2 separate regions of the Homo sapiens genome follow, and region 2 is linked to region 1. The links are chromatin contacts, found by POLR2A ChIA-PET in ENCODE. All regions are on one chromosome and are shown on one strand. Each heading gives the region's core, a stretch centred on a gene start or an enhancer-like site at or near the end of the contact. The rest is flanking DNA. Distances are from core to core; before and after follow the strand shown. Region 1 overlaps GATAD2B (GATA zinc finger domain containing 2B). Region 2 overlaps ARHGEF2 (Rho/Rac guanine nucleotide exchange factor 2).

Evidence for each region. ChIA-PET counts read pairs that join two places held with the same protein, here RNA polymerase II (POLR2A).
Region 2: POLR2A ChIA-PET joins it to region 1 with 10 read pairs in activated B cell. The contact joins two enhancer-like sites. POLR2A ChIA-PET finds 5 or more read pairs at or near these places in 2 of 52 experiments (activated B cell and activated CD4-positive, alpha-beta T cell).

Annotation. Positions count from the first base shown.
Region 1 is chr1:153,852,684-153,855,730 of GRCh38, forward strand. The region is part of intron 1 of GATAD2B (GATA zinc finger domain containing 2B); the gene reads right to left. It also overlaps the pseudogene LOC645965. Among named protein-coding and RNA genes, the nearest start is that of GATAD2B, 69 kb to the right of the region's middle. Within about 2 kb of position 1,793, at least 4 of the 41 ENCODE cell types and tissues checked have a DNase peak (open chromatin) inside an H3K27ac peak, as active enhancers do.
Region 2 is chr1:155,960,653-155,963,578 of GRCh38, forward strand. ARHGEF2 (Rho/Rac guanine nucleotide exchange factor 2) reads right to left here. Exons shown (of 22, transcript NM_001162383.2): 8 at 2,281-2,531; 9 at 1,941-2,066; 10 at 1,453-1,570; 11 at 1,009-1,257. Among named protein-coding and RNA genes, the nearest start is that of MIR6738, 11 kb to the left of the region's middle. RefSeq lists an enhancer at 870-2,069 and a silencer at 1,326-1,620. Within about 2 kb of position 1,464, at least 29 of the 41 ENCODE cell types and tissues checked have a DNase peak (open chromatin) inside an H3K27ac peak, as active enhancers do.

The sequences.
Region 1 (3,047 bases), core at 543-3,042:
GCTTCTTTAACCCTGCTGAGAGCCTGCTCATACGAAGTGAAGCTTGGTAGACAGGGAGTGAAGCTTGGTAGACAGGGATCCCAGTCTAACATAACAACTTGGCTTCTGAACCATATCATATCCTTCAACTTTTTTTGCTTCTTTTTCTAGTTCTTCCCCAGTGAGAGGGAGGTACTGTCCTACCAAGAGCTCTGATTTGGTGAGCGCATGTTCCAAGCCACTGCTCATGAGCTGCATTATCTGACTTCCTAAGCTTGTGTTAATGCTGCCACTGACACAGACTTGGGTCTTCTCCACAGTGCCAGTCACTACCCCTTTGGTCTTGTCCATCAACCCTGTGATGAATCCTTGGCCCCAGTCACAGTAGTCGTCACAGCATCTTTTGCCCCAGTCACAGCACCTTTGGCATTGGCAACAACCTGAGTTGATGGCTGATTCAGAATAGGCAGTCTCTCCTCAATCCTGTCTAGCCCCTTACAGACACGGATATTGGCAACTGCAATTTGCAGCTCTAGCTTCTGGATGATGGGCAGAGCACACTGGTCATGGCCACCGAGGTGATGGTCTTCACACCCTTCCCTGCCATCTCACACACAGACTTCAAGTAGGACACTGGTCCTTTGTACTGACATGGGCTGAGGACATGGGGTCATATGTGGAGCTCATCAAGGGCAGGTTGACCACCCGAGTCATCACACTCAGTTGTGGATCAACTGCAACAGATGCCATTTTTCTTCCTGGAGAAATAAATCAACGGACGGCAGTGAAGCGCCTATTTTTTAATATACATATATTTTTTGCTACTGAGTTGTATGAGTTCCTTACATATGTTGGAGATTAACCCCTTATCAAATATATGGTTCACAAACATTTCCTCACATTTTGTAGATTGCCTTTCCATTCTGCTGTTTGCTGTGCAGAAGCTTTTTAGGTTGATGCAGTTCCACTTGCTTTTGTTGCCTGTGTTTTTGATGTCATATCCACGAAATCATTGCCAAGACCAATGTCATAATGCTTTTTCCCTGTTTTCTTCTTATGAGTTTTATAGTTTCAGGTCTTATGTTTAACTCTTTAATCCATTTTGGGTTGATTTTTGTGTACAGTACAAGATAATTTCATTATTTTGCTGTGGATATCCACTTTTCCCAACAACATTTGTTGGAGGGACTATCCTTGCCCTATTGATCCTTTCCTTATTGTATATTCTTGAGTCCAAACATAAATTTTCAGGAGACATTCCCATCTACCCCCAGCCAGAGCCCAAGCTGAGACACAGAAGTTTCCTTGTTTCCTCAAACTAGTAGATGGAATTTTCTGTGGTCCCTTCCTTTCTCTTGAGTATGAACCTTCAAGGCTCCCTGCTTTATATAGAGATTTGCATTTCTAACTCTGTTCCATACAGGCCTAAGGCTCATGGACATTAAAACGAAGCCTTTAGGCCAGGCACGGTGGCTCACACCTGTAATCCCAGCACTTTGGGAGGCTGAAACGGGCGGATCGTGAGGTCAGGAGATCGAGACCGTCCTGGCTAACATGGTAAAACCCCGTCTCTACTAAAAATACAAAAAAATTAGCTGGGCTTGGTGGTGGGCACCTGTAGTCCCAGCTACTCGGGAGGCTGAGAGAGGAGAATGGTGTGAACCCGGGAGGTGGAGCTTGCAGTGAGCCGAGATCTTGCCACTGCACTCCAGCCTGGGCGACAGAGCAAGACTCCGTCTCAAAAAACAAACAAACAAACAAACAAAAACCAAGCCTTTCAGTAACTGAGACTAGGCAAAGCACCCAGAAATACCACAGCATTAAGTAACATGCATACTGCTCATTTTCAGTTCCTCTTTCATTTGCAGTCCCTGAGAATTTTCCTTAATTCTTTCAGGCTCAACTAGCTATACATTTTTAAAAGTTTGTTTAAAAATTAAAAAATAGTTGTTACATTTCATCCAGCATTACTAGGTGTTTTGTAATGAAATAGCAGAAGTGTTTTAGGTTATATAGTCTATTATACTGCCATTATAAAATATGCTGGTCTGGAAATTTAACATTTATTTTCATAAGAACTAGTTCAGTTCATATAAACAAAATAACTCCACAGACGACTAATTGCAAAAGGAAAAACACATCTTAACAATGGAACAATCTTGCTGTTACCTTACCGTAGGGATCAAACTTTTCACTGCAGGCATTGAGACAATTAACATGGAAACAATCTGACAAATCTACAATGTGGAACATATTTCAAATCAATGAGCACGGTCTCTTCAAAAAAGTTGATATAAAAAAAAAGAGGTGGTGATACAGACTGTTCTAGGTTAAGAGAGACTTACAGACATAATCAAATATAATGTATAATCTTTGATTGAATCTTGGTTTAAACACAGCTACAAAAGATACTATGGGGAACTGGGTAAATTTTCAAATGGACTAAGTATTAAATAATATTAGGGAATTATTATTAATCTTGTTGGTTATAATGGTATTGTGGTTGAATAGGAGATTGTCCGTATTTTTTTGAAACGTAACTGTAGCATTAGCTTTCTTTTTGTTTTTTTTTTTTGTTGTTGTTGTTTTTGAGACAGAGTCTTGCTCTGTTGCCCAGACTGGAGTGCAAGATCTCAGCTCACTGTAACTTCTGCCTCCTGGGCTCAAGTGATTCTCTCACCTCAGCCTCCCGAGTAGCTGGGATTACAGACAGGTGTCCCCACGCCCGGCTAATTTTTGTATTTTTAGTAGAGACAGGGTTTTCCTATGTTGGCCAGGCAGGTCTCAAACTCCTGACCTCTAGTGATCCACCCACCTTCCCCCTCCCAAAGTGCTGGGATTACGGGCGTGAGCCCAGCCTACTATTAGTTTTCTATGGCTGCTATAATAAATTACCACAAATTTAGTGGCTTAAACACAATACAAATTGTATTACCTTTCATTCAGAAAGTCATTAAGTCTAAAATGGGTCTAATTAGGCTAAATTCAAGGTATGAGTATGGCTCCTACTTATTTTATATATTTTTTTTTTACACAGGGTCTGGCTCTGTCACCTGGGCTGGAGTACA
Region 2 (2,926 bases), core at 214-2,713, 2.1 Mb after region 1:
GAGAGAAAGGGATAAAGGAAAGAGGCTGGTGAAGACTGACAATATCCAAACCCAGGGAGCAGGGATTTCATGACACAGGTACAGAGGCTCAGGCAGGCTTTGGCCTCAGGTATCACAGTTTCCTATTGTCCCTCACATCTCATCCCCAAAGCCAAGGCCTGCTATTCTCTTGCTTTGATTTAGGTGAGAAAGACTTTGCCAGTGCAGACAAATTCTGGAAAGAGAGCCTGGGAAAGTGTGCCCTGGCCCCTGATCTGCTCCCTCTGCCCTGCTGTCTCTTCTCCTCCCTGCCTGTCCTTCACCGGCTCAGTCCCCTCCTCTGGGCCTCCTCTGGCTGCGCTCCCCAAAGCTCTTGCTTACTCCCATCCCTGGTAGCTGGGATTCCAGCTGGGGGAATCAACTGATCCTGTCCTCCAGTCTGAGAGCTTCTTTGTCTTCCTCAGTAAAACTAGTAGCTCTCTAGGCATGCAAGGACCAAAGAAATTATAAAATACTGATAGGGAAGGCCCTGTATGGTCCATAAAGTTAACTGCAGAATTCAGGCTTTTCTGCCACAGAGATCCTATTTTTCTCTCCCACTGAGTCTCACTGTTGTATGGGCTGCATAAAGGGAGGTTGATTCTTTTTTTTTTTTTTTTTTGAGATGGAGTCTTGCTGTGTCACCCAGGCTAGAGTGCAGTGGTGCAATCTGGGCTCACTGCAAGCTCCGCCTCCTGGGTTCACGCCATTCTCCTGCCTCAGCCTCCTGAGTAGCTGGGACTATAGGCGCCCACCACCACGCCCGGCGAATTTTTTGTATTTTCAGTAGAGACAGGGTTTCACTGTGTTAGCCAGGATGGTCTCAATCTCCTGACCTCGTGATCCGCCCGCCTCGGCCTCCCTAAGTGCTGGGATTACAGGCGTTGAGCCACTGCACCCGGCCAAGAGAGGTTGATTCTAAGACCTGCAGGCATCTCCCACTCTCCATCTGACTTTGAATTCCTGCCTAGTCTGCCGAGCAGGTCTGACCTTTGAAGCGCCCCGTCGCTGTCTTCCAGAGCAGGCAGCCATCGTGGATGAGTTTGCGCCTCAGAAGTTCCTCTCGGCCAAAGGGGCCCTTGCCAGGCACTGGGGTTTGGGCCCGAGGGTCCATGCGGTTGTAGATCTCCTGCAGACGGGCCCCTTTCTCCAGCTGATAAATACCCTCGTCCACATTGGACAGCAGCTCCTTCACTAGCCCCAGTGCTGTGGTCAGGTCCTGGCGCTCCTCCTCGATCCCTGGCACCGGGGGTTGGCATGGGGAACGGCTCAACCAGTTTCACTCACACCCCAGTTCCCATCGTGTCTTGATTCCACCTTTAGAGGCTGCCCAGGGTTTCACACCCGACCCCACCCTTCCTGTGGTCATACCGAGCCTTTCCTCACCCCAGGTGGCCGTCTCCCAGTGGCCCTCTCCTGGGCCTGCCTACTCACCGTGGGAATGCTGCAGGATGCGGCTGATGAGTAACGGGTACTTGGTGATGCGCTGAGTCACCAGCAGGATGCACTCCTGTACCCCGTGCCGCTTGAGCACGGCGGGGCGGGTCACTTTCTACAAGGGAGGAGGCAGGGCTCAGGGCCAGAGGGGAGGGCAACAGAAAGGCCTGGGGCCTGAGCTCTGGTGCTGGCCCTGGCGTGGCCATTTACCTCATGCTTGCCTAGGTGACATATCTGGAAAATGGGGATAACAACGCCACAGGTTTGTTGTGAGGACCAACTGAAGGAGCAAAAAGTACTTGGGAAACTACCACAACGTGCTCTAGCATTCTGAGGGGTTACTGCTGACAGGATCTGTGTATGGATGGTCTGCACGGGTGGCGAATGCCTGACCTCCATGTGGGTGCAGCTCACAGGCACTACCCCCATGAGTTGGGGAGGGTGGGTTTGGGCCATGAGCATGGGATCTGGAGAGGTCCGCTCACCCGGATGAATTGCTGGAAGCGTTTGTCTCGGGCGTACAGCTCCTTATAGAGCTTTAAGGCCTTGCTGTGGCGGCTGCAGAACTCCGAGTAGGTCTTACACATCTGCTCCGCACTAGGACCTGAGAACTAGAAGTTGGTCGAGTAAGGTTAGGTCAGCATTCCCCCAAAGCCACACTTTACCCACTGGACACACCTCTGGCCTCCTGCCAAACAGGCTGGCTTCCTGTTTCTCCAGCTCTCCCTGGCTCCCCTCCAACCCCTAGAATTTGGACCCAAGAAATGCCCAACCCAGTCACACCTCCTTCCATGAATGTCACCCAGGGGTCCTGCCTTTTCCCACCTGGCTGATGAGCAGATCACCCAAGCGATGGATGACAAAGTTCCGGGTGCTGCCAGGGCACAGGGCCTGGCGTCGGCGTTCTAATAGCTGGCTGAGGAAGCGTGTATGGATGTCACTGAGCTCGTCCACGCAGGGGAACAGGCCCTGGACCACTCCTGGCTCCAAGTGTAGCTCTTCCAGCATCCCCGTGCGGAAGAGGCGGGTCATGATCTTCAGTGTCCTCACATGGTGCAGCTCTGTCTGGATTAGCTCTGTGGGGGACATTGGGACATTTGGCCTCTACCCTGGCTTGGCTAAAACTCGTGGGGCCCTAGGATAAGGACCTCACAGTTCACGTGAGGTTTTCAAGGTCCATTCCAGGTTAATATTCTGCATTATTATGATCTTAGATACTTTTCTAATCATTTTTATCTTTTTTTTTTTTTTTTTTTGAGACAGAGTCTCACTGTATTGCCCAGGCTGGAGTGCAATGGCGCGATCTCAGCTCACTGCAACCTCCACCTCCTAGGTTCGAGCAGTTGTCCTGCCTCAGCCTCCTGAGTAGCTGGGATTACAGGCACGCACCACCAGGCCCGGCTAATTTTTGTATTTTTAGTAGAGATGGGGTTTCTTCATATTGGTCAGGCTGGTCTCGAAATCCTGACCT